Regions from separate parts of the Homo sapiens genome. Here region 2 is linked to region 1. The links are chromatin loops, found by intact Hi-C in ENCODE. Cell type or tissue: heart right ventricle. All regions are shown on one strand. Links, peaks and the distances in the headings refer to the core of each region. The heading gives the core; the rest is flanking DNA.

The links. Hi-C counts contacts between places; a loop is a spot of excess contacts. Peaks named below come from ENCODE experiments on the same cell type or tissue, not always from the same donor. Only the 100,000 strongest peaks of a DNase experiment are listed, where the experiment ranks them.
Region 2: it touches region 1 in a loop (10-fold over the local background); 76 of 110 quality-filtered maps call a loop at or near these places.

Annotation. Positions count from the first base shown.
Region 1 is chr6:43,260,050-43,268,381 of GRCh38, forward strand. TTBK1 (tau tubulin kinase 1) reads left to right here. Exons shown (of 15, transcript NM_032538.3): 13 at 2,740-3,301. Among named protein-coding and RNA genes, the nearest start is that of TTBK1, 21 kb to the left of the region's middle. In heart right ventricle, for the core only: a CTCF peak has its summit at 3,607 (motif pointing right); a DNase peak (open chromatin) is centred at 3,602; H3K27ac peaks cover 938 bases.
Region 2 is chr6:43,330,330-43,338,661 of GRCh38, forward strand. It overlaps ZNF318 (zinc finger protein 318), which reads right to left. Exons shown (of 10, transcript NM_014345.3): 10 at 5,741-8,332. The coding sequence ends at 6,829. Among named protein-coding and RNA genes, the nearest start is that of CRIP3, 26 kb to the left of the region's middle. In heart right ventricle, for the core only: a CTCF peak has its summit at 4,356 (motif pointing left); no DNase peak of the experiment used is centred there; H3K27ac peaks cover 1,304 bases.

The DNA of each region.
Region 1 (8,332 bases), core at 72-8,071:
GACACTTCAAGTGCAGCTGAGGTAGGCTCTCTTCAGCTTTGGGGGAGGGGGCCTGGGAATTGCTGGAAGAGAGAGCAGGGCAAGTTTTGGGGGTTAGGGCTGAAGGATCTGAAGTCACAGAGGGGAGGGGACCAGCGGGAACCTAGTTGGGGAAAAGGAGCATTGAGAAGCTAGGTGAGCCTTTAGGAGGTGAAGATGGGAGGGTGGGAGAATGGTCTGTTGACCTCGGATGGTGGGTGGACAACAAGGGCCAGGGCCCGGTCCCCATCTGTGCTGGTGGTGGGTGGGACAACATCAGGTGGGGAGGCCCCTGAGAGATGTTTCCATCTTCCCTTGGCCTCTGAGTGGGACTTCACTCCACAGTAGGACTGGGGCCTTCTCTGCACCAGAAAAGGGGTCTCTTCCAAAGACCCAGTCCTGGGGATAGGAGGGGTATCCTTTCTGGCATCCACTCTGTGTGTCTCCTTGTGAGCAACCTCAGTCCTTACACACTCACACAGGTTGGCTTACGTAGGACTGAAGACCACCATTTTTGTCTGTGGTAGCCTGGAGTCCCTCTCCCTGGAGACGGAGAAATGAGGAAAGGCAGTTTGGGAAGGGATATGAGTGGAGAAGAGAGGTGGGAAATGCCTTGAATGAGACAGTCCTGAAGGGCTGCCTGCTTTTAGAAAACAAGAAGCAAACTGGTTTGGCTCACAGTGAACCCCAGTTGCAGGGATGGTAGAGAAAGTTGAGGGCTGAACAGGATATCATAGACAGCAGAGGGTCTGGATGGGCTCTGGGGCACTCGGGAGCAGGAGACAGTACAAAAGCAGTTGAGATTTGGATTTCCCACCCCACTGTCTCCTGTCTCCAACCCTCCGTCTGAGCTCCCATTACACACACACATGCAAACACACACACACACACGCACAAGCACCACTAGCCCTGAGCCTTCTTTGGCACCCTTTCTCCCCTTTACATCCATCAAAACAAACTGTGCCTCAGAAAGGAAATGATATCAGCCATTGACATGGGAGCATAAATATAAGACCCTAGGTGGCCTCTCTCAAGGATGTTTTATTTAAGTCTTTATTAACAAGTCAATGAAAATATTGTGCACAGTCAGACTGGGCAGGTCCCACGTAGGCTGGGGTGGTGGTATTTTAAGGAAGCCCCACAGGCAGTTCTGATCTGCACCCCTGCCTCTGCAGCTGAAGAGCCATTGAACCACAGGCTCGATGCTGGGGGAGAATGAAAGTCAGCCCCCTGCCCACAGCCTGAATGTGAGGGAGTGGCACAAACCCCAGATAGGTTAGGCCTCCGTGCTGGCTCTCAGTGGGGTACCCTGGCATTTGAGAGAGGGCGATTCTTTCTTGTGTAGCACCTCCCCACACACACACTACTGTACAATCAGAAATATCCTCCTCTTGGGGCTGGCATGACCCCAAGTTGAGAAGCTCTGAAAGTAATGTGAGATTCACAGCACAGTTCAATATAATGAGGCTGGGAACAGTGGCTCGCGTCTGTAATCCCAGCACTTTGGGAGGCCAAGGTGGGTGGATCACCTGAGGTCAGGAGTTTGAGACCAGCCTGGCCAACATGGTGAAACCCCATCTCTACTAAAAATACAAAAATTAGGGAGGCGTGGTGGTGTGCACCTGTAAGCGCAGCTACTCAGGAGGCTGAGGCAGGAGAATAGCTTGAACCTGGGGGGTGGAGGTTACAGTGAGCCAAGATCATGCTACTGCATTCCAGTCTGGGTGACAGATTCTGTCTCAAAAAAAAAAAAAAAAAAAAAGATAACGACAGAAGAGATGTCCCAAGGCAGGATCAATGCCCTTGGGGTAAAGTCAGATGGGACCCAGGCCCTGCGCAGCAGAGCTCACAGTCTCTTGGGGAGACAGATTATGTGACAGACATGAGGTTCACCCTGTGATGAGAGAGAGATAGAACGCACTAATCCTTGTAGGATGGGAAAGGCAGGCTACCTGCCCAAGGTGACAGCCAACCTGTATCAGACAGCAAAGGGTAGAAGGACAGGCTGTGTGTGGGGAGAGGTCCTGTGGGGAGAGGCTACATTGGGGGTGGGCCGTAAGGGTGGAATCTGAGATGGGGCTGGTGAGGGAAATGGGGAGACAGCTGTATTCAGGCTGTGAGAGGCCTTGAGTGTAAACCAAGGAATGTGGACTTTGTTGTTGGGGCCGGGGAGTCACTGGAGTTTGTTGAGCTGGGACTAGCAAGGCCATCTTGGGGGTGATGAAACCAGCCAGGCAGGCCTGGAGGGTGATGGCAGAGGAGGCTGGAAAGCCCTCTGTAAACTCAAGGGCCAGTTGGGTGTGTTTGCCTGGAAGCAGCAGGAAGCAGCCACTGGCGGGTGTGAGCACTGGAGAGGCAAGAACAAAGCTTGCCTGAGGAAGATTAGCTTCCCTAGGGTGGCCCAGGAGAGAGCGTTCCTTGCACAGAAACCCGAGTTTATTTTCTGCTTGTTTGTATTCCTGGAGCACGGTAAGCATTCAAAAACATTTGTTGAATGAATGAATGAATGAATGAACGAACGAACTAACAAACGAACTAACAAAGCCTTGATAGGAAGTGAGGTTGGAGGGTGACAACCTAGAGGTAACTGGCCTGGCTCAGGGTGGGAGGGGTACTGCGGTCAGGAGGTTTTGGGAGTCACGCCCCACCCTGCCGCTGGCGTGGGGTCCTTGGGGGTCCAGTGGGGCCAGGTATTGAGCCCCGTGAGGGGTGGCTTTGCAGGTCACGGATGGATCTGCCTGGCTCGCCCTCGCGCCAGGCCTGCTCCTCTCAGCCAGCCCAGATGCTGTCAGTGGACACAGGCCACGCTGACCGACAGGCCAGTGGCCGCATGGACGTGTCAGCCTCTGTGGAGCAGGAGGCCCTGAGCAACGCCTTCCGCTCGGTGCCGCTGGCTGAGGAGGAGGATTTCGACAGCAAAGAGTGGGTCATCATCGACAAGGAGACGGAGCTCAAGGACTTCCCTCCAGGGGCTGAGCCCAGCACATCGGGCACCACGGATGAGGAGCCCGAGGAGCTGCGGCCACTGCCCGAGGAGGGCGAAGAGCGGCGGCGGCTGGGGGCAGAGCCCACCGTCCGGCCCCGGGGACGCAGCATGCAGGCGCTGGCGGAGGAGGACCTGCAGCATTTGCCGCCCCAGCCCCTGCCACCCCAGCTGAGCCAGGGCGATGGCCGTTCCGAGACGTCACAGCCCCCCACGCCTGGCAGCCCTTCCCACTCACCCCTGCACTCGGGACCCCGCCCTCGACGGAGAGAGTCGGACCCCACAGGCCCACAGAGACAGGTAAGGTTGGGCTTGCACCCCACTCCCCATCTCCAGATGCCCAGAGTCCTGGTGTGTAGGCCTGGGGTGCTCCATGTGTGCTGGCACTACTGACCAGTAAGCCAGCAGTCACAGGGCTGTGATGGAGGTAGACAGGCTTAAGGGTCTGAAACCATGTTTGAGGGGCAGGCAAGGCTTCCCAGAGGAAGTGCCCTCTCAGTTCTGAGTTGAGTCTGGCACTATGAGCAGTGAAGCCAAGTGACAAGGCAGGAGAAGGGCCTCGCAGGCCACGGGCACAGTGTTTTGCACAGGCCGGGAGGGGGCGATCTGAGAACACTGAGCTGATGGCACACTGCAGCAGACAAGGCTGTGAGGTCAGCCCTGGGCCCTGCCACGGAGGGACTTGGGGCTATACTAAGGGGCCAGGACTTGATGCTGCAGGTTTGGTGAGCCACTGAAGGCTTTTAAACAGGAGTGCAATATGATTACATTGGTACTGTTGAATGATCCTTAGGCTGCTGTGTGGAAAATGGATTGAAATGGCCTGAAATGAGATGCAAGCAGGCCACGTGGCAGGCAGTGGCAAGAGAGTGTCCCAGTGGCTTGGGCTGAGGTGGGGCTGTGGATGTGGGGCAAGGTGGATAGTGCCAAGGGTGTTGGGGATAGGTCAAGCAGGCTGTGATGGAGTGGGGGCCAGGGCGTCTCGTGTCTCGGCTGATGCCCTGAGTGGTTTTGAAGGGAATGAGAATTCAGATTTAAATACAATGATCTGACCAGTGCGGTGGCTCAGGCCTGTAATCCCAGCAATTTGGGAGGCCAAGGTGGGCAGATCACCTGAGGTCAGGAGTTCAAGACCAGCCTGGCCAACATGGTGAAACCCCATCTTTACTAAAAATACAAAAAATTAGCCGGGTGTGGTGGTGCCTGCCTGTAATCCCAGCTACTTGGGAGGCTGAGGCATGAGAATTGATTGAACCCAAGAGGCAGAGGTTGCAGTGAGCCAAGACTGTGCCATTGCACTCCAGCCTGGGTGACAGAGCGAGACTCTGACTCAAAATAAAATAAAATAAAATAAAATAAATATAATAACTTCATGGAATCTAAGGGATGTCCACGTGTAGGCACCTGAGGCTCAGGAGAGGGATCTCGCCTGGAAATACAGATTTCGGGGTTTGGGAAACCATGGGAATGGGTGATGTTACCCAAAAGGACTGTGCAGGGTGTGGAACCCAAAAGTGAGGGCAGAAGCTGAGAGGTGCTCACATCTAGGGGGAATGAGAGGAGAAGGAGCTCTGCATGATGAGTGAGAGGGAGAGGTCGGAGCATGGGAGGAGCACAGGGGAGAAGGTCCTCGAAATCAGGGCAGGAGAGGTCTGGAGGGCAGCAGGGAGGAGTGGGAAGTGGTTCCCATGATCAGGGCGGGCTTCATGGAGGAGGTGAGCTCTGAGAGCCAGGTGGATGGCCGTGGGGAGGAGTGGAGCCAAGGCGAGAGAGACTATAGTTGAGCACAGGGACAGGTGTGTTGGGTGCCCTGGGAGAGCCCAGTCTGGCTGCAATGGCAACTCCTTGTGTGGGAGGACTGAGGAACAAGGCTGGAAGGGCAGGGAGGGGCCAGATGGTGGCCAAATTGCAAAATGTCTCATGATATTTAGGTTATTCTGACAAGGACAGGGTGTCAGAATAGGCAGAGAGCCACTGGCCTGACCAGGCTTTGCTGTGTGGGACAGAGGCTGAACTCTGACCTGGGAAATGGAGGAAAACTCCAAATGGGGTCCATGAACCCACAGAGGGGCTGGGGAGAGTCATGGAGGGGATGCCGGAAGGGGCTCAGGGGCTGTGCCGCGTTCCACATAGTGGTCCCACATTGGGGGCGTACACTCTAGGTGGCTCTGGGAGGTGCCCAGGTGTTGGGCCAGGGGCCAGTTCTACCACTTGCTCAGATTGGGAGGCCTTGCCTGGGATCACATGGGTGCCCTGGGAAAAGCAGCTGTGGGCAGGAGTGTATGCAGACCCCATCCCTATCTAGAGGTCCCTTCTAGAAGAGAGGACCTCTGAGCTGTGATCCTGGGGAGTATGCATCCAGGCCTTGCCTGGACACTGGAAACTGGGGGCTCAAAAAGTGGGGCCCGTGAGTCCTCACCCAGAGAGGCCCTAGCTGGCCTGAGTTGGAGGAGCAGCCCTGGCAGACCTGGCAGTCAAGTGGGCTGGCACCATTGCGTTGTAACTAGCCATTGCTCCCACCACACCCAGCACCAGGCAGCAGGAGAGGGAGCAAAATGTGTTTGGGGTCCTTGCTCCGCTCCCGTTTATTCATCCACACTCACTGAGTATTTACTGTGTGCCATGTACCACAGGCATCAGAGGTGACTTGCACAATAGGTTGTACCCGTAGGAAGTGCAGAGTCTAGGGAGGGTGACAGACAGTGTCAAGAGAGAGCCGAGAATTAAAGTCAGGAGACTGAGGTCTGGACCTGGCTCTGCCGTTCCCTTCCCAGTGACTGAGGGCCAGTCAGTGTCCCTTTCTGGGTCTCCAGGTGAGGGAGCTGAGGTTCTTCCGAGGTTCATCTCTAAAGTTTTTCTTACCTGCAGATTCCTACCTGTGTCCTGGGACTCATCCTCACTTTGGGGAATTCTGGCCAAGCGGGTGGGGAGAGAGAGATTTGGTGGGGTGGGGAAGCACAGGCCGATTCTGTAATCAGTCTCGGGCTCGGGTCCTGCTTGTGACAGGGACTGGCACTACCTATGTCAGCAAGAGATGAGTTGTGTGTGTCTTTGGGGGTGAGGTGTTTGTGGGCCTCGGGTTCCCCACAGTGTATAGAATCGAGGTTGGTTAGCACTCTGCCCCTGTGCATGTGCGTTTGTGTCAGCGGAGCTCGAGCTGTGCACTGGTGGATGGATGTGTCCACATGTATGTGCCTGCATGTGGGTGCACACATTATTGCATTTGTGTAGAATATGCAGCAGGTCTGCAAGTGTGTACAGAACCACAGATGCCTAGAATGTCAAAGCATTTCTATTGATGGTAACAATTGGAGTAATAATTCTAATAATGACAACAATAGTTAGCACTGTCCTAAGCACTTTCATGTTTACATGTATATTCTTCACAACAACACTGTGAACAGGGAATCCTGATTTTAAAAGTAAGAAAACTAAGACTCAGAGAAGCAAAGTTTTTAGCTCAGCTGGTGACCACCAGCTGGTAAGTGTTAGCAACGGGACTTGAACCCAGGCAACTCGTTCCGAGAGCTGAGCTCTGAGCCATTCCGTCTGAGGTCTGTGAATTTTTTTTTTTTCTTTTTTTGAGACGGAGTTTTGCTCTTGTTCCCCAGGCTGGAGTGCAATGGCGTGATCTCGGCTCACTGCAACCTCCACCTCCCAGGTTCAAGCAATTCTCCTGCCTCAGCCTCCCGAGAAGCTGGGATTACAGGCATGCACCACCACCACACCCGGCTAATTTTGTATTTTTAGTAGAGACGGGGTTTCTCCATGTTGAGGCTGGTCTTGAGCTCCTGACCTCAGGTGATCTGCCTGCCTCGGCCTCCCAAATTGCTGGGATTACAGGCGTGAGCCATCGCGCCCAGCCTGAGGTCTGTGAGTTTAACAGAAAACATACAGGCCAGAGAGAGCAGATGGTTTGTGCAGGATCAGAGAGAGCCTGGAGCATGCGTGTGTGTGTGTGTGTGTGTGTGTGTGTGTGTGTGTGTGTGTGTGTGTGTGTGTTCTGTGCATACCCACTGTCTGGGCCATGTCAGCAGGTGTGCCTGTGGCCATGTCAGTGTGCAGGGCAGCCTCTGTGTGTGTCTCTGGATGAACATATGGGGTACAACATGTTTCGCCAAGTACTTCAGGACAGCGGGGTGAAGCAGAGATCTTCCTTCATCAAGGGTAGAGGAGCAGGGAGAAATGGACTGGCCTATTTTTTTCTTCTGTCTTTGGGCTGGCCTGAAGGAAGTGGTGAGCCCAGCCTGGGCCTATGGCAGGACCTCCCAAATCTGGCTGCTTCCTAGAATCACAGTTTTTGGGACTCTCCACCCACAGGCGGAGATTATGCGGCTCAGGGCAGGCAGGAAGTCTCTGCTGAATTCCCTCTTTCCCACCACCTTTTTGGAGGCGCCCTCTCTAGACCTACCTCAATTTTCTCAGTGCCTGATGTGTGAACTTCCTCATAACACCAATCATTTAAACTATGAGCACCTACAACTCTGTCACCTGCACATGTGGGGAACCGGGAGGGAAACAGTGTGAAAGCAGGCACAATTTTAAAGTATCTATTGTTCTTTGGTGATGGTGGGTTTTTTTGTTTTTGTTTTTTTTCTTTTTTCACACCTGGCTTTGTTCTCAAGGAAATTTAAGGTGCAAATTAGGAGTTGCGGGAAAAGCTAGGGCAAGGGTGAAGCAGGCTAGCAAGTGTGTGATCTGGGGGAGGGCTGTTTGCCTGCCTTTACCGGTTGTCTCTGACCGATAGCACAGCAGGTCAGCATGCGCTGAGTACACAGACACTGCCCGGCAGCCACCAAAGCATTTCCCTGCCACGTGCTGGACAGTGTGCTAGGGGCTGGGGGACAAAGATGAATAAAGCTGCCCAGTCCTGCCCTTTTGGAGCTCAAGGTCACAAGCAGTGGGGTGGAGATGCAAAGGTCTAGAAAGATGTTAACAATCCAGGTCCATCAGGGAGATAACAGAGCACTCTTATCTGCTAGAAGCTGGGAGCTTGCAGGGGAGGGAGCTGGAGCGGTCTCACAGAGGTGATATTTCAACTGGTGTTGAAGACAAGTAGGTGGCCACAAGTGGTGCCCAATCTGAAGGGCAAGAGCCCTCTGGGATTCAATGCCATCCTATGAAAATCCTTCTGCCTGGCAGCTGAGCAAACTCTGGCTGGAATGTTAACTCAAGCCACCCACATGTGCTGTGAGAGGGGGCTTTGGGCAATGGTGGTGCCTCTGTCCCTTGGCCTCTCTGGGTGGGCCTTAGACCCCTAACCCTTGGTGCAGATGGGACTAGCTCAGAAGGATCCTAGACTTGGCCAAAAAGAAGCTGAAACGGAAAGCA
Region 2 (8,332 bases), core at 70-8,069, 70 kb after region 1:
CATGCCCAGCTAATTTTTGTATTTTTAGTAGAGACAGGGTTTCACCATGTTGGCCAGGCTGGTCTCGAACTCCTGACCTCAGGTGATCCACCCACCTTAGCCTCCCAAAGTGCTGGGATTACAGGCATGAGCCACCGCGCCTGGCCCATTTTTAGTTTTTTTTAAATTTATTTTTGAGACAGGGTCTTGTTCTGTTGCTCAGGCTGGAGTGCAATAGTGCAATCAGAGTTCAGTGCAGTTTCAACCTCCAGGGTTCAAAGCGATCCTCCCACCTCAGCCTCCCGAGTAGCTGGGACTACAGGCATGGACCACCATGCCGGACTAATTTATTTTTTGTAGAGACAGGGTCTCACTATGTTGCCTGGCTGGTCTTGAACTCCTGGGCTCAACTGATCTGCTGACCTCGGCCTCTCAAAGTGCTGGGATTATAGGTGTGAGCTACCATGCCCAGCCCTTACTTGGATTTTATTTTATTTTTTTCAAGACGGAGTCTTGCTCTGTTGCCCAGGCTAGAGTGCAGTGGCATGGTCTTGGCTCACTGCAACCTCTGCCTCCCAGTTTCAAGCAGTTCTCCTGCCTCAGCCTCCTGAGTAGTTGGGATTACAGGTGTGCGCCACCACACCTGGCTAATTTTTGTATTTTTAGTAGAGATGGGGTTTCACCATGTTGGCCAGGCTGGTCTCAAACTCCTGGCCTCAAAGCATTCCACCCACCTCAGCCTCCGAAAGTGCTGGGATTATAGGCATGAGCCACCATGCCTGGTCCTCTACTGGCATTTTAAATGAGCAGAGAGTAAGGGGTTTCCTTGGTGTTTTGAAATGATGCTTGCCTGCTACTGTGTACCAGAGGTTTCAATGTGTGTGGGACAAGTACAAGACAGAGTGAAAACTGGTGGACAGCTGCCCTGAAGTCTGATATTGAAGGATCAAACATCTCCTTTGTGATTGTCCCCGCTTCACTGAGTCTCCTTTGCTTACTCATACCCCAATCTTCTAAGGACATACCCAATTTTACTTTGTCTTTGTATGGACCAATAAAAGAGGCTAGAACTGAGATAAGAGATGTTCTACTTAGGGGCACATTGGAGACTAGGGCCCAGGAAGAATATGAAGACCTGAACTCTACAGCTTTAATGTAAGTATCATGGCACAAAATGAGATATGGGACTTCAGGAATAATTTATTCAATGCTAAATAAGGTGAGGAGTGGCAAGTCTAAAATACATACCCTCTATGTACATTCTAATCTTGTTCATCCTCTACAGGTACAACAATATACACATTCACTCACCCAACTCACCATTTCCTGGCAGCTAAAATGACAGGATCTTCTCTACAACTTATCCCCACCCCCATCAGTCATACCCACCTTCTGGAAGTCAGATCCTTCAGGTGATTGCCTACTGGCCACAAGGGCACCCATCATTTCCGTGGCCTCTGTGGTTTCTATCCCTGCCTTTCTGGGGGCAGAAATGTCTGCTGCAGTCCTTCCTTTTGGAAATCTGAAGACTTTTGGAATTGCCCCTGAAAAGAAAGGAAGATAAGTGGGTGAGAGTCTGTAACAATGTGACCATAGTCATCCTTAGGAAGGTGGTTACAGGAAGGCTGGGTGGAAACTTAGCAGGGACAGAGTGTCAGAGAGACGAAATAAAATAATATCTTAATATGGCTGATTTTATCTCTGCTTTCTCCACATCCTCTACCTTTTGTTCTCCCGTTATGTAACTCTGCCTCTGTTTTCACCCTGTTCGTTCACTTCCCTTAAACATACTCATTTCCCTTATTTTCTACAAAACTTCTTTCTTGCCTAATCCTCCACAAATGGAACCAAAGCCTGTAAATCTTTAAATCATTACATCTAGATGTTATCTTCTGTCCTTTTGCATGCGACAGACTTTTTTTATCTTTTGTGTACCTGTATTACTTTGTGAAACAGGTATCTTGATTTATATCATTTAATGTCCAAGTGCTTGTACAACATTAATGAATATGAACAACCAGTTCAACAGAGGTTGGGGAAAGAATGGGAAGAGGAAGAGAGGAAGAAGGAAAGAATGGTAAGACATTCCTGAAGAAGGTATGTTGCCCAGCATCGATGGGAATAGAAGAATTTAGGAAGTCTTGAGGGAAAAGCAGCAGGACCTATTTGTAATGATGGAAAACAGACAAGAGGTGTGAAGGAAAACAGGGATGCACTGAGTAGGAGAGACACAACTTAAAAAAAATAATTTTAATACAGAAAAGTATACAGAGGGGTAAAAAAAAAACTGGCCTATAATTCCACAGCACTGGATAACCCTTACTACATGTTATCATTTTATACATGTATGTGTGTGCATGTGTATAGTTTATAAAACATTTATATTTTATAGAAAATGCATTTTCATGGTCACAATGTTGAAACAAAACAGAAGATACAAAATAAAAAGTGATAGCATTCCTTTTCCCTCTCCCAAAGGCAACCTTTTTTGGTTACGATTTAGTTTTGATGAGATGACAAGAGGATGCTGGAGACCATAAACTGTTGAATTACTTCTTCAACCAAATCAGAGGGGTTTGGGGTTTGACTGACTTCAGCATGCTTATGAAGTCTGGCTGGAAGGAAAAAGGAGGCCATTTGAAAACTGGATCCCCAAAACCTTTTGTTTTTGCTAACTGTAAGGTCAGTTTAACTCCTTCTCATCCTCAGTTTCTCTTCTAGGAGCTGCAGAAGCAGTGTTCCCATCATGGCCTGGTGCCATTATTCCAGAATGCTGTTGAAGTGAGGGAACCAATGGCAACCTTGACATGCCTCAATGATACAGTGCTTTGTATACAAAGACCCAGGACAGAAGCAAGAGGACAGCTGGCTTCTAGAGTGCTAAACACCCAGAAAATACAATAGGCAATTTACAGTTTTTACTGACTTATAATTTGCTAAGTATTCACAATTTGTTAATAAAAACAGCTACTATTACCACATTGATTCTTTCAATGAATTTTTATTGAGTACCTGCTATATGCCAGACAACTGTGCACTGTGAATACAATGATTAAAAAAATAGTAAGCAAAGACAGACTTCTTGCTTTGGGGAGTTTATCATGTACTTAAGGGGAGCATATATTAATCAAAGAAACATAAATGTAAAATTACAACCACATTAAATGCTACAACATAAACATACATGTTTTATATGTATTCTTCTGGAAGTGTATATGGGTTGAGGGCAAATCAGGAGAGTTGTGATTTTAAGAGTAGAAGATTTTCATTATAAATTCAACTTCGTGGCTTATCGATGAATATTGTATACACAACTTAGTTAAAAATTACATAAAAATTACTGCAATTTTAAACTCTAAAGAGATGTGCTCACAAAACTATTTGTCCATGTTCTCACATAAATCGTTAATAAATGAAGACTTTGTTTAGGTTCTTATCCTAGATTTAGTATGTAAGCTTTGTTAAGGTGAGAACCAAGGTTTAGGGATATATATTAATATATCAACAAAGCTTGCCTATATATGTTTATATATATATTATCTATATTATATATATAAAAGAAACTATACTATATATAGTATATATAAAACTATATACATATATACATATATATATATGTAAAAGAAACTACCTCACTTATTTCTGTTACAGGCTACATCCTCTCTGAACCCTCCTCCAATTTTTAAAATTACACTTTATGTTCCTATTGGATGCATGTGTCCTGTATGTCCACCTCCCCACCCCATTCTTCCTCAGTCCTGGAATCTGGCAGACTGATAAATTGACTATGTGCTGGCATGCTCTGCTACCAAAATACTAACTTTCTGACTTTTTAGAAAGATGAAGTGTCATGGGCGAAGTAATACTTAACTATATTATTCAGCAATATTAGCAGAATATTATGTGCCCTGTGAATATAATATGGCTTGTAAAGCAGGAAGCCCCCCATTTGCAAGGCCAGGGGGAATTTTTAGCGGGTTATACACCTTAGGTAAAATTAGGTATTTGCCCAAATTTAAACATAATTGCTGATCATCTGCTTCTCACAATTGAGGATATCTGATAAAAGTTGTTCCTGATGTTTGTAAAATTTAAAACATAGTTATATTACACCATAAGCTGCATTTAAAATTCAGGGCCCATTTCTTCCATGTGCCTAAGTCTCCTAAGTTGAAAGTTTATTCAGTACTGTGATAGTAGAGAACAACAAAAAAATATGCTCTATCTCCAGCTACTGGGTTAGAATTCTGTCCTTCCTTTCACCTGTCTTCTCTGGATAGGTTCCAAAGCTAGATCCCACTAACCAAAAGGAAGGAGGCAGCAACACTTCCTGCCCAGAATACAGAATCCTCAAAGTTCTCCCTCTGCTGGTTCAAGGAAGATATAAAGAATGTCACTCCCGTAACTCTTAAGTGAGCATTATTTTTGAAAAAGCCGGATTGGTAGATGCCTTTGGTGTAAATCCTGAAGTTATCCAGAGAATACAAGAGGAGTTACTACCAAAGCTTAGGCTCAAAGTACTCCAGCCCTAGCTACCTGAACTAGTTCTGCCCTTCCTACAATAAATTTTGCCTCTTTTTCTCTTCTCACTCAAGTAGCCCCCTCCTAACCTACAGGGTAAGATTTCAATGCCCTCTGAGGAAGTAAGGTTAGGATTGGGATCTTGATATGGTTACCTCCTCCCAACTCTTTCTCTAAAACCATCAGTCTCCCCCTAAAGGGAAGTGGAACTAAGTGAACAGGACTGAAAATCAGCACAAACTGGCATTAAAAATTATGTTCCCTGAATTCCTATAGATAACCTGCTATAACAGGGAGGGAGTAGTTCTCTGGGAAAACAAATCTCTCTGAAGCTTACTTGGGTTTAAACTCTTCTAAATGGCACCTTTTGAGTTAGTCTATGGTTTCCAAGCAAGAAAACTGCATTGAACTCAGGCTTTGTCCTAAAAACCAGGGCTAGAAAGGTGACATGGGCAGGATACCCTGACCCTGTACATATTGGTGCTAGGATAAAGATAACGATTCTTATCTCAAAGGAAACAACACAAAACAACTCTGTGACACAGTAAGGTAAACTAACTTGTCTAAAATCACAGCAAGGTAAATGACTGAGGCACAGTCAAGGATCTAGCTCTCCCAAATCTGTGTCCTTTCCATAACATAAGAGAGGCCAGAATGACTTCTAAATTGACATTAGTCAAAAAAATTAAAAATCCTTCCCAATGTTGACCTAGGGATTTTATAGCTCTGTACATAAGGAAACAGGAAAAAAAAAATTGGGGGAGCGGGGAGGTTAATCCAGATCAGCAATTTTGTATTATCTTTGAGGAACAGGTGGGTAAATAAGACTCCGAAGGCCCTGTTGAGTCAGGTTATAAACTGCTGACAACAGGGATACAAGAGGAAACTGGGACAGAGAAAATCTGAGGACTGAGCTCCCTAATTCCCAAGAGCAAGAACCTGATTGTCCTAGGGGAGCTCAGTTCCCAGAAAATCCTACGGAGAGTCAACACAAAGGTATATAAAAAGCTTCACAACAGGAAGATACCAATACCAGACAACTGTTGCCTACTCACTACCCACCCAGGCTGCGCTGGGGCAGACTATATATCCTAACATTCTGGCATGAAGTAGTTCTGACAAGTGAGGAAAGCATGGTTGCGGGTGCGGATAGACAATAGGGCAGCAGGGATTCACTGTTCTAGTTTTCCTTTGGAGTTCAAATGTGTGTGATTTCAAAACAAAAATCCAGAAGGAAACATGAGATTAATGCATTTATTCCAAGTAATTAACACATTAAAAATAAAGTTAAACTTGTCCAAGCCAACTCATAAATTCTTTAATCTTTTTAACAAAATATACAACCCCAAACATCGTACTATGGTTGAAATTAATTGGGAAAGGAGGAGGTAGAGGAAAGGATACATATGGGTTTGTGGAACAGGGAATGAGTTCAATCTCAAGACAAGTTTCAGAGATCTTCTACCCCTTCACAACACAAATGGCTGCTAAACAATTTAATACAAAGTGTTATTGGATCACAATACAATGAACAAAGGCCATTTCAAAAATAAAAGTGATCTCAAAAGCATATCTGCTCCTGGCAATGAACCATGAATAAGCCTTACCGATTTGTCGTCTTCTAAAAGTAAGCCTGCCAGATATTCTTCCATGTTTATTTCCAAACAGGTTTGTGGGTTAGCAGGACAATGCATCTCAAGAAAGGCAACAGAGTAAGGGAAGTACAGGAGTTGACATGCCAATAAGGGGTGTAAACAGTAAACAAAAGAGCTACTCACGCTGCATTTCAAACAATGTTAAGGCAGGCCCATCCAAATGGAAGCCTAAGAGATGAACAATTCTTCCAAGTTTTCCATTTCAGCAAGCTTTCTGGTGTTTTTCCCAGAGATGCATCAACTGCCCAGGAAATTGGGTAGGAATACAACACAGCAACTGGAGAGGTCAGCTGCCTCCATCCTCCCCCACATTTCAGAAATGGCAGAGTCAAAGCCAAAATACAATCAAAGCACACTATGTGGTGAGCCAGTTAGACATGTGATTTTAATGACAAAGTGGGAGAAAATAAATTGGCCAAAAAAATTAACAAAATACATTTTTACAGATATATATATATATATATAAGTTGTTATCGATTTGTCTGGTGTTTTAAGGGGAAAGGGAAAAGGAAAGGAGGTAAATTTTTTAGCTTCCATGAACATTTACTTTAAGATGCTGACTGCATCTCTTGGTGTAGGTTCCAGATGAGATAACAAACTAGTCTTGGATCATCTGGGCATCTGATTTCTAGAAGCCAATGATTCACTCACAAGTAGCTCTAGGTATTTATTCTTAGTTGTGAACACTGGATTCTGTGTGGTCCTGGATGGCACCAACTGTAGTTTCCTGTTCAGGCATTCCCTGAGGGACCATATTGTCTTCAATTACCTGCTCCCTTGGAGGGGACCTTGACACTGGAGCTTTAACCAAATTCAGAGGGTCGCCACTGTCATCATCTACTTGCAGAATTGCCACCTCTGTGGTGGATGCATTCGATATTTCTAGCTGTAATGGCCCCAACTCCAGGGAACTACATTTAGAAGGGTCACCTGGCTCAGAGAGTGGAGAACACAGTTTATCTTTTTGAACTCCAGAGGTCCGTGTGACAAAGTCAACAAGGTCTGGAAGGCAAGGAGATGGCCCAAGGCCTGCAGAATTAATTGTTTTTAATTCCAATCCGAGTGACTCTTGTTTGTCTAATTGGGAAGATTCTTTTACTTCCTCAGGCATCATTCCTCCTGCTAACAGGTCAAGGGCCTGGTGTGTTCCCTCTAGGCCCCCCAAGCCACGGTCAACATTTTCTGTAAGTCCAGTTTTCAAAATGTTAGGAGAAGGGATCCTAACACTCCTGGGATTAGGTGAGTTTCGTTCACCCTCTGTCTCAAAGTCAAGCACCAAGGTTTTGGGAGAATCTAACGGAAACCCAGAAAAAGATGGGATTGGTTCGAAGTCAGCGGGATCGGAGGAATTACACCCTATAGGTGATACAGAATTTTCTTCACACACTTTCTGACACAAGACAGTTGGGGATCTATGTGCTGGGCTTACCCGAGTAGTGCAGAAATCAACAGGCATATCCCCCAGATTCCCCAGGGCAGTAAGCTCCTCTACCTTTAAGTCTGTAGCTTCAAAGTCTTCTAGGGCCTTGCTTTCTATTGTCACTGTTAACTCTGGATGGACATCTTGTAGCTCCAGTGCTTCTGTTTTTGGTTTCTCTGGGCTCTCCCAGGTCTCTGGCCTCTTCTTGTTTTCATCCCAAACAGCCAACTCATAGATCTTTTTAACTTGAAAGTCTTTTGATCTTTCTCTCTTGAGTTTGAGACTTCTGTACCTAGAAGTTCTAGAAGCTGATTCTGGAGCTGAATTCTCTAGCCCCTCCTCACTAACAACTGAAACTCCTTGCTCTTGTGGACTACCTGTTAAACACATAGCTGATCTGGCTGGGGAATGAAGCAGCAACTCTGGGGCAGAAATTTTCACAGGTGTATCTTGTGGGTTGAGTAAAGACCTAGCTTCTGATAAAAATGAGTCTAATTTTGCCTTTGTGAAAGAGCAAGCCTGTGGACTCAATTTGATCACTACTTTACTTGGAGTTTCACTTCCTGTCATCAATTTATTGGACTGTTCAGCCTCTTTGTCAATCATTAGCAAGTTGGGCTGTTTTACTTCTCCCTCCCACATGTATCTGTTTCCATGGTTCAAATTAGAATCATCTATGCTGTGGGGTCCAATGCTGGTACTTACTCCCTCATCAACTATCCCCTCAGACAGCTCCTTTACCCTTTCTTTTAGTTCA